2 separate regions of the Homo sapiens genome follow, and region 2 is linked to region 1. The links are chromatin contacts, found by Hi-C or POLR2A ChIA-PET in ENCODE. All regions are on one chromosome and are shown on one strand. Each heading gives the region's core, a stretch centred on a gene start or an enhancer-like site at or near the end of the contact. The rest is flanking DNA. Distances are from core to core; before and after follow the strand shown. Region 1 has its middle 21 kb from the start of ADIPOQ-AS1. Region 2 overlaps ST6GAL1 (ST6 beta-galactoside alpha-2,6-sialyltransferase 1).

Evidence for each region. Hi-C counts contacts between places; a loop is a spot of excess contacts on that map. ChIA-PET counts read pairs that join two places held with the same protein, here RNA polymerase II (POLR2A). Pooled maps may share reads with other maps.
Region 2: a pooled map shows a loop between it and region 1 (5-fold over the local background). The contact joins two enhancer-like sites. A Hi-C loop is called at or near these places in 8 of 50 pooled maps. POLR2A ChIA-PET finds 5 or more read pairs at or near these places in 6 of 52 experiments (activated CD4-positive, alpha-beta T cell, activated CD8-positive, alpha-beta T cell, activated CD8-positive, alpha-beta memory T cell and 2 more).

Annotation. Positions count from the first base shown.
Region 1 is chr3:186,880,195-186,885,115 of GRCh38, reverse strand. No RefSeq gene overlaps it. Among named protein-coding and RNA genes, the nearest start is that of ADIPOQ-AS1, 21 kb to the right of the region's middle. RefSeq lists enhancers at 4,058-4,558, 4,559-4,921. Within about 2 kb of position 2,140, at least 2 of the 41 ENCODE cell types and tissues checked have a DNase peak (open chromatin) inside an H3K27ac peak, as active enhancers do.
Region 2 is chr3:187,042,421-187,047,727 of GRCh38, reverse strand. It overlaps ST6GAL1 (ST6 beta-galactoside alpha-2,6-sialyltransferase 1), which reads right to left. Exons shown (of 8, transcript NM_173216.2): 4 at 4,418-5,074. The coding sequence starts at 5,024. Among named protein-coding and RNA genes, the nearest start is that of RPL39L, 94 kb to the left of the region's middle. RefSeq lists enhancers at 3,085-3,194, 3,305-3,574. Within about 2 kb of position 3,292, at least 9 of the 41 ENCODE cell types and tissues checked have a DNase peak (open chromatin) inside an H3K27ac peak, as active enhancers do.

The DNA.
Region 1 (4,921 bases), core at 891-3,390:
CGCCCATCCTCTGGGATGTGAGGAGCCCCTCTGCCCCGCCGCCCCATCTGGGAGGTGAGGAGCGTCTCTGCCCGGCCGCCCCGTCTGAGAAGTGAGGAGCCCCTCCGCCCAGCAGCCACCCCGTCTGGGAAGTGAGGAGCGTCTCCGCCCGGCAGCCGCCCCGTCCGGGAGGGAGGTGGGGGTCAGCCCCCCACCCGGCCAGCCGCCCCGTCCGGGAGGTGAGGGGCGCCTCTGCCCGGCCGCCCCTACTGGGAAGTGAGGAGCCCCTCTGTCCGGCCACCACCCCGTCTGGGAGGTGAACCCAACAGCCCATTGAGAACGGGCCATGATGACAATGGCGGTTTTGTGGAATAGAAAAGGGGGAAAGGTGGGGAAAAGATTGAGAAATCGGATGGTTGCTGTGTCTGTGTAGAAAGAAGTAGACATGGGAGACTTTTCACTTTGTTCTGTACTAAGAAAAATTCTTCTGCCTTGGGATCCTGTTGATCTGTGGCCTTACCCCCAACCCTGTGCTCTCTGAAACATGTGCTGTGTCCACTCAGGGTTAAATGGATTAAGGGCGGTGCAAGATGTGCTTTGTTAAACAGATGCTTGAAGGCAGCATGCTCGTTAAGAGTCATCACCACTCCCTAGGAAAACCAGAGACCTTTGTTCTCTTGTTTATCTGCTGACCTTCCCTCCACTATTGTCCTATGACCCTGCCAAATCCCCCTCTGCAAGAAACACCCAAGAATGATCAATTAAAAAATAAAATAAAATAAAATAAAAGACCTAAACATAAGAGGTGAAACCATAAAACTCTTAGCAGGCTGGGAGTGGTGGCTGAAGCCTTGTAATCCCAGCACTTTAGGAGGTCAAGATGGGCAGATGGCTTGAGCCGAAGAGTTTGAGACCAGCCTGGGCAACGTGGCAAAACCCTGTCTCTACAAAAAATACAAAAATTAGCCTGGCGTGGTGATACACACCTGTAGTCCCAGCTACTAGGGAGGCTGAGGCAAGAGGATTGCTTGAGCCTGGGAAGACAAGGCTGCAGTGATCCGTGATCAAGCCATTGCACTCCAGCCTGGGAGACAGAGAGAGACTCTGTCTTGAAAACTAACTAAATAAACAAATAAAAGCAAGAATCTAAATTGGCACTTCTGCAAAGAAGATACACAAATGGTCAGTAACCACAAAAATAATGCTCAACATCATTAGTTCTCAAGGAACTGCAAATCAAAACCACAATCAGATATCACTTCACACCCACTAGGATGGTTATAATTTAAAAGACAGATAAGAGCAAATGTTGATGAGAATGTAGAGAAACTGAAACTCTCATGCACTGATGCCAGGAAGGTAAAATGGTACAATGCCTGGGTGACAGAGTGGAGAATCTGTCTCAAAGAAAAAGAAAAATCTTGAAATCGTGTCTTGTGACTTTGGAAAACAGCCTGGTAGTTCTTCGAAATGTTAAACATAGTTACCATTCCTAGGTGTATGTATACCCAGAGAAATGAAAATATATGCATACACAAAAACTTGTACACAAATGCTCTTAGCAGCATTATTCATAATAGTCCCAAAGTGAAAACAACCCAAATGTCCATCAACTAATGAATGGACAAATGTAATGTAGTACAGTAGTGCTTCTTCTCATCCGCAGTTTCACCTTCTGCAGTTTCAGTTACATACAGTCAATTGCATTGGGAAAATGTGAAATGAAAAACTCCAGAAATAAACAATTTATGAGTTTTAAATTGTGCAGGCCAGGTGCAGTGGCTCACTCCTGTAATCCCAGCATTTTGGGAAGCCAAGACAGGCAGATCACTTGAGGCCCAGAGTTCAAAACCAGCTTAGCCAACTTGGTGAAACCTCATCTCTACAAAATATACAAAAAGTAGCCAGGCATGGTGGCGCATGCCTGTGGTCCCAGCTGCTTGCGGGGCTGAGGCGGGAGGATTGCTTGAACCTGGGAGGCAGAGGTTGCAGTGAGCAGAGACTGAGCCACTGTGCTCCAGCCTGGGTGACAGAGTGGAAACGCTGTCTCAAAAAAAAAAAAAAAAAGTTTGAAACTGTGTCTTGTTCTGAGTAGCATGATAAAATCTTATGTCATCCCACTCCATCCTTCCCAGGAAGTGAATCATCCCTTTGTCCTGTGCATCTATGTTCTCTATAACACCATTAGTCACTTAGTAACTATCAGATTGACAGTTACAGTATCACAGTTCTTGTATTCAAGTCACCCATATTTTTCTTGATAATGGCCCTAAAGCACAAAAGCAGTGATGCTGGCATATTTTTATGAATTGTTCTATTTAGTTATTGCTGTTGTTAATATCTTACTGAGCCTAATTTATTTTTATTTCTATTTTTATCTTATAATTTATAAATTAAACTTTATCCTAAGTATCTATATATAGAAAAAAACATAGTATATATAGGATTTGGTGCTATCTGTGGTTTCAAGCATTCCCTGGAGAACTCGGAACATATGCCCCCCAGATAAGAGGAAACTACTGTGTATCCACATAAGGGAGTATTAAGCAATTGAAAGAAATAAAGTACTGGTAAATGCTATAACATGGATGAACCTTCAAAACATTATACTAAGTGAAAGAAGCCAGTCGTGAAACATCATAGTGTAATGCATTACATGAAATGTCCAGGCTAGGCAATCTATAGGAACAGAAACTAGATTAGTAAAAGCTAAGACTGGAGGATTTCAGAGGAAATGAGGAGTAGCTGCTGATAGGTATGAGGTTTCCTTTGGGGATGATAAAATTCGTCTAAAATTGGTTGTACTGATGGTTTCACAATTCTGTGAAACCCAAAAAGCATTGACTGGCAGGAGAGGGGATTCCTTTAAACGGGTGAATTGTGTGGTATGTAAACTATATTTCAATAAAGCTCTTACAAGAAAAAAAAAAGATGGCTATGACATGATTCTTGCTTTGGAAGAGCACGACTCAGACATTTTGAATCCTCTGCATTCCTATAAAAATTTCTGAATTGTTTTAGTGTCTTCCAATAAAAGAGGAAACAGCGGGTACAGAAGAGAATCAATAGAAACATCCACTAAAATATAAAAAGGATTACAAAATAAAAGAGTTTCACCAACACTCCAGGCAACGGGGCTAGAGATTAACATCAGCTCTATTTATACTGTTTGCGCATAATTGCATATGGTTACACATGCTTAAGTTGACTAAAAATTACATCTAGGCCGGGCACGATGGCTCACATCTGTAATCCCAGCACTTTGGGAGGCTGAGGTGGGCAGATCACTTGAGGTCAGGAGTTCGACGCCAGCCTGGCCAACATGGTGAAACCCCATCACTACAAAAATACAAAAACTGGCTGGGTGCGGTGGCTCATGCCTGTAATCCTGGCACTTTGGGAGGCCGAGGCTGGCGGATCACGAGGTCAGTAGTTCGAGACCAGCCTGACCAACATGGTGAAACCCCGTCTCTACTAAAAGTACAAAAATTAGCCAGGTACGGTGGCACATGCCTGTAATCCCAGCTACTCAGGAGGCTGAAGTAGGAGAATCACCTGAACCTGGGAGGCAGAGGTTGCAGTGAGCCAAGACTGCACCACTGCACTCCAGCCTGGTGACAGAGCGAGACTCCATCTCAAAAAAAAAAAAAAAAATTATCTGGGTGTGGTTGCGTGCATCTGTAATTCCAGCTACTGGGAGGCGGAGGCACAAGAATTGCTTGAACCCAGGAGGCGGAGGTTGCAGTAAGCTGAGATCGCGCCACTAGACTCCAGCCTGGGTGATGGATACTCTGACTCAAAAAAATTTAAAAAAATTATAAAAAATTACATCCAGGTCAGTGATTCTCAAACCTTGGTGTGCTTACCTGAAGAGCTTTTAAAAACACATATTGCTGGGCTCCACCCCAAAAACTTCTGATTCGATAGGTTTGGGATAGATCCCAAATTATTTGCATTTCTACAAAGTTCCCACGCTGATGCTGCTGGTCTGAGAACCGCTTGGAAAACTACTGGCTCAGATCTTTTCAAGATGTCATTCTCAGCTCATCTTCATCTCATTAGGTTAAAGAAGTCCTCTAGATGTTGGGAAAGTCAAGACGCACGAGACAGGCTTCCTGACAATGGTAGCTAACGCTCTGGCACTCAGAGAGGGCAAATCAGATGCACCAGGGCCTCTTCTACTTGTTAAAACTACATCTTACACCATGTTGCTTCCTATTATAACAGTAGCTGTTGCAATTTTGTTCATTCTGCCTCATATTGCAACAAAGAAGATTCTGGAGTAGCTTTTTTCTGTTGGCGCTTATTGAGAGTGGAGGAAAATAATGAAAGCCATCGCCCCTAATCACAAGGCATCAAAGCTGTTTTTAGGGGCATGTTTCTCAGCAAGATTTCCTCGAAGAGAAACCAAGGGCTTGGTCATCACTAGAACTTCACCTCTGAAATCTTACCTCACATCTGCAAATCATTCTCTCTCTCACTCACTCTCACTGTACCTTCTTTTTCTCTTTGCATTTCTGTTATGTTTGTTTCCTCCTTTCTACCAATCTGTTGAATCTGTGTAGGCCTCCGTGGCTGTACCCATTGTTGAATACCTAAGCTATTTTCACAGGCCTCCTAGGATCCAGCACCCTACCTGTCCAATGCTAAATTAGTGCTATAACCACCACTTTTCCAGTCCTACACCCGAGCCCTTTGTTTTACCCTCTCAATCTTCTGCCAGACTAGAGAGGGACAGTCATCATGCTGCAGGTTTAGAGTAGAATTGAAACCAACTTGTCTTTTTTAAGCCCATATTTACTCCTATTGCAAGAGATACTTGGTGCTGCCAATTCCTGAAACTTTTGTGTGTTTTGGGAAACATATATAGTACTTCTTTGCATTTTCCCTGCCAGCTTAAGAGTAACTTTTTCAGTCTGCTAAATCATTATCATTAGTTATG
Region 2 (5,307 bases), core at 2,043-4,542, 160 kb before region 1:
CTAATTGAAAGTTGAACTTTCAAACTCAAATAGGCCTCTAAGAAATCACCAAGAGAAATCCACAACTACTGAGATCCCAGCAAACAAGCCTAGCGAGGGGGAAAGGCTGCAGAAAAAAGAAACTACCACCTCTCTGTAACTTAGAATTAGAGCTCAGAAAAAGAGGCAAATTAGGAGAAGAAAAAATAAATGCATCACTGTATTCAGATTATACAATCACACGCTTAGAAAATTCAACAGAATCAGCTCAAGTTAGTAAATTCATAAATACATCAAAATCCACTGCCTCTAGGTGTAGTTAACTCTAAATAGCTAGAAATTATTATGAAAGAAATTTTATCACAATTTATCACCAAACGCTTTTATATTTTCAAGTTAGCCTAATACATCCTACAACCATTTATGGAAAATTACATTCTGAGTCCGGTTGAAGAAAACAGACATACTATAGATCAGAGTTAAAAAAAAAAAAAACTATGACTTGGCCGGGCGCGGTGGCTCACACCTGTAATCCCAGCACTTTGGGAGGCCGAGGTGGGCGGATCATGAGATCAGGAGATCGAGACCATCCTGGCTAACACGGTGAAACCCTGTCTCTACTAAAAATACAAAAAATTAGCCAGGCGTGGTGGCAGGCACCTGTAGTCCCAGCTACTCGGGAGGCTGAGGCAGGAGAATGGCATGAACCTGGGAGGCGGAGCTTGCAGTGAGCCGAGATCATGCCACTGCACTCCAGCCTGGGCAACAGAGCAAGACTCCGTCAAAAACAAAACAAAACACTATGACTTGAAGGACAAATCTGGTGCATCCCTCATTTTGTAAATAAAGTTTTGTTGGAACATAGCCAGGCCTGTTCATTTACTACTATCTATTGTTACTTCTGCAGTACAACAGCAGAGTTGAGTAGTTGTGACAGACATCATGGCCCTCAAAGCCAAAACTATTTACTATCCGGCCTTTTAAGAAAAGCTTGCTGACCCCTGATATAACTGATCATGTTCTCCAAGCTACTCAGTTCACAGGTGTCTTCTCAGTCCTTATTCTGCCCAAGAATATGTCCCACCTCTGCAGACTTTGATACCAACAGCCAACATCCCTCAAACTCCATCCCCCTTTGCCTTCCATTGTATGGTGCACACCTAGTTCTCCTCTAGCCGGTCTCTGACCCTTCTGACTTTTCCCTGTTCTTTTCTTTGTCCTTTAAATGTAAATCTTTTTCTAGATTTTCTAATTGGTCTTCTTCCCTGGATTATAACCATTATCTCACCTTGATACAAATGACTTGTAAATCTATCTCGATATCTGATCCTTCTCTAGAATTAAGTACTCAACAGCATAGATATCTACCCAGGGAAATCCACACACACTTCAGTCTCAGAACATCCAAAGTGGAATCTGCGTTCCTCTGGAAGCATGCTCCCCTTGGTAAGATACAGCCTGCTCCCAGGCTAGACATCCTGGCTCCTGCCTCTCACTCAAGATCATTTCCAGCTAGATAGTAAGTTCTGCCTCTTACTTCATGAGCCCTCTCAGGTAAGGTCCTTTCTCTTCATCACTGCTACCACAGCCTGGGCAGGCCTGGCACTTCTGACCTGGTTGTGGCAATAGTCCCTAATAATGGAGACATTATAGAGTACAAAACAGGGACTCATAGAGAAGTGAGAAGTCTCCCTTGTTCAAAAACCTCCTAGGGCTCTCCATGGCTTAAAGAATGAAACCTAAAGTCCTTATTGTGACTATCAACGTTCTCTAAGAGCTAATGCCTAGCTACCTTTCTGGCCTCGTTCCTCACCCATCTTCACCCACAAGGACCCACATGCCGTCCAAACAGGATTATTTGTGATGCCCAAACACACTTTTCCCCGTGCAGCCTTTGCTTCTTGCCTTTGCCTTAACTCAGAATACCCTTCTCTTTCTCTCTAGGACAGCTAATAGACAAGAATAGAAGAAAATTTTTAACATAATAAAAGAATAATCACACCGAATTTTATTATGAAGCTACAATTATTATGAGGCACAACAGCAGAGGTGCCAAGAGTGGGGTCTTTGAAGCAAGCACTCTGCTTTCAAACCTCAGTCTGCTATTAGCCAGTTGTGTGACCACTTGAGCCTCCGCATTTAGCTCTCCAGCAAAATGAGACCAATAATCTTATCAACCTCACAGGACTTCTGGGAGGATGAAAAGAGCAAGGCATGTTAGGAACTCAGCAGATGCATAATAAGCATCACTTGTATTGATGATAGTGTTTTAAAATTATGCTACTGTTTGACATGAAAATTCCAGCAAATCTAGGATACTTAACATGTATGAGTAAACTATCAAAAATAATTGAAAATGACTGAGCCCACCATTGGCTGGTTTGTGAGACTGCTGGAGGCAGAGTATGTTATTACACTCTCTCTGATAGAAAATCTTGCTATGGACAAAAAAAAAAAAGTCATAAAATGTCTCTTACTCGTGTCTTCTAGCCTCACTTCTGAGGATATTTCCCTGTTGAATGTCAATAGTGGTTACCTAAGTTATCTGCACAAAAACCTTGTCAGCAATGTTATTTGTAAAAGAAAACCATTTGAAATAATCTGATCCATCCAGTAGTTGGGAAGAGACTCAACAAATTCCAGATGCAGGAGGAAGTGTATGGGCCTGGCACGCTGCCTGCAACTCGGGCTTCAACAAAGGGCCTTTCCCTTCCCTTTCCCCTTTGTATTGTTGATGAATCCATGAATAAATAAAAGAATATATGAATGTCTTAAAATATTTGTTAGACAAAATGCCAAGAGGATATATACCCCATAACAGCAGAACATTCGAAGTCTAACATGCAATTTTGATTACATCTCAGGATCAAAGTCCTTCTGTGGAAATCCTTATTTTGAAGTTGAAACTGCAATCTATAGAAAAATATTATTTGTATTAATGTTTACTTAAATCACCCCAAATCTTTAAGGAGTGCATAAAATTAAAGCTGTAGTTCTAATTAACAGAGCTATCAGGCCCTGTCTCAAACTTCAGTACAATTTCAGCCAGGCACGCAATATTAACTTGACATGAAGAAGAAGGATCAGCTAATACCTAGGATATCCCAAACATTTGCTACATAAGCAGCAAAAATGGAGAAGAAAGAAACTTAGCTCCATTATGGATGAACAAAAACCAATCACATTTAGTTTCTTGAAAACAAAGTCCAAGAAAAACCAAAAATACAAAAGCAGAAGTTGAGGTGGGGCCGGCCAGCGGGGCAGCTGCCTATTTGGGGAGGTAGAAACTGTGATCTCACCATTTCTTTCTGCTCTAGAGAATCCAGTTTGGGCCTACTTTTCTTTGAGAGCCTGTGCTGGGTTTCAGACCATTTTTCCTGGCAGTCAAATGAAGGAAATAAAAAAGGAGACGTATGACCTCACCTGCTCCAGTACCTCCAGGCTGACAGAGGAGCAAAGCTTCCTGTGCTTTGCTTTCTTTAGCTGATTCATTTCAAATAATGGAAAACACATTCAGCATAAGAGAAATAAGGCTCTCTGTTACACAGGTTTACAAATATAGACAGACTTTCTATCTTGATTCACTACAAAGGGTTTCAAGAAAAGCAAATTAATATGTTGTGACCAGTGACTCTGAAACTTTTTTGGGTCACAGATCCCTTAGAGAATAAACTGCAGTCTACAAACTCCCTTCCTGGAAAAATGCACGGACACACTTATACGCATACACATACATTCTACACACCTAATCCACAGACAGTTTTGCACGCAATTGCAGGGATTCATGACCCTCTGAAGTTGGTCCATAGCCCCCAGTTAAGAATTACTGACCCAATTAAATCTTTTCAAAGAGAAAAGCTGAAAATTACCCAGGTTGTTGAGGCCAATAGAGTCCTCCACTAATCAGGAAAAACAACAGAATTTCAGAACCTGGAAATGATGTGCAGATCTATGCTTCAAGTCTTTTCAAAGGTCAATTGTAGGCTTTTGATTATTGGTAGCAGCGGAACTCTCTTTTTCAAATGAAATCTTCTACACAATTCCAATATTTAAAACAGATGAAAATAAAACTATTCTGTTCCCAACACAAAGAAACAATAAATGTTCAAGGTGATAGATATTCTAATTACCCTGATTGGATCATTACACATTGAATACACGTATCAAAATATCCCCATAAATATATCTAATTATTATATATCAACTAAAAATATTAGGAAACAATAATGAAGCTCTTCTAATTGATAAAAGATGCGGGGGCCTAGAGCGCCATCTGTTCAACTCCCTCTGTGTCACTTGTGACTCTGAAAAAAACACTGCCCTGGGCCCACTCCACTGGTCCGCTGAGCCACACTTGGGCCACTTGTCTCCCATACCATCAATATGCCCAGCCAGTCCCAATAAGCACTGCCATTCACAGAACAACCCCAGAACATACCGATTTCTCTGCCTAGTTGGGAGGACTTCAGAGATCCCGCTGACGACACAACAGCACACCTGCCCCAAGGCCCAGCCTTGGTCCTAATGCTCTCCTTGGGCAGATAACCCTCCCATTCAGAGGTATTGAAGGGAAAATCTGTGACCTCTACCATGGATACATTCACATGGTCCCGGAGGTGGCAGCGCAGGGCCTCTGCACTGAACTTGATGCCTGGTCCTGGCCCCTTGTAGGACACTTTGTACTTGTTCATGCTTAGGTAATTCTTCCAGATCTTTTGCAGCCTAGGGATAAGGTTTTTGGAAGAGCTGTCCTTGTTCCACACCTGGAAGGAGGCCTCTGGTTTGGCCTTGGCTAGGCCTCTGAGACTGCCGAGGGTCTGGCGGCCCCTGTGGGGGTCCTGGGTGCTGCTTGAGGATACAGACTGGGAATCAGACCCCATGGCCAATTTCCCCAGACTCTTTAACACCTGGAATTCCTTGGTTTGCAATTTAAAGGAATCATAGTAACTCCCTTTCTTCTTTTCCTTCCACACACAGATGACTGCAAACAGAAGAAAGACCAGGACGCAGCAGCTGAACTTTTTCTTCAGGTTGGTGTGAATCATAATGAAGATGTGTTCAGGGAAGTCACTTTGTTCTGAGCAGGAAAACAAGCCTAAAAAAAGTGAGACAAGGAAAAACAAATGATGTAAAGAAAAACCCAATGTGGCATGAGGCGGAGCGATGGACTGAGCAATAGATTTGAAATGAGGTGACTTGAATTCCAGCCCTGGTCTACCTCCTGGCCACCTCTGCAGCCTGTTAAGCAATTCTCGACAAAAGTCAGACTCAATTTGGGCTTTGAACGTGGACAGCAGTCCCTCTTCCTCTTCCACTCTTCCACTCCCT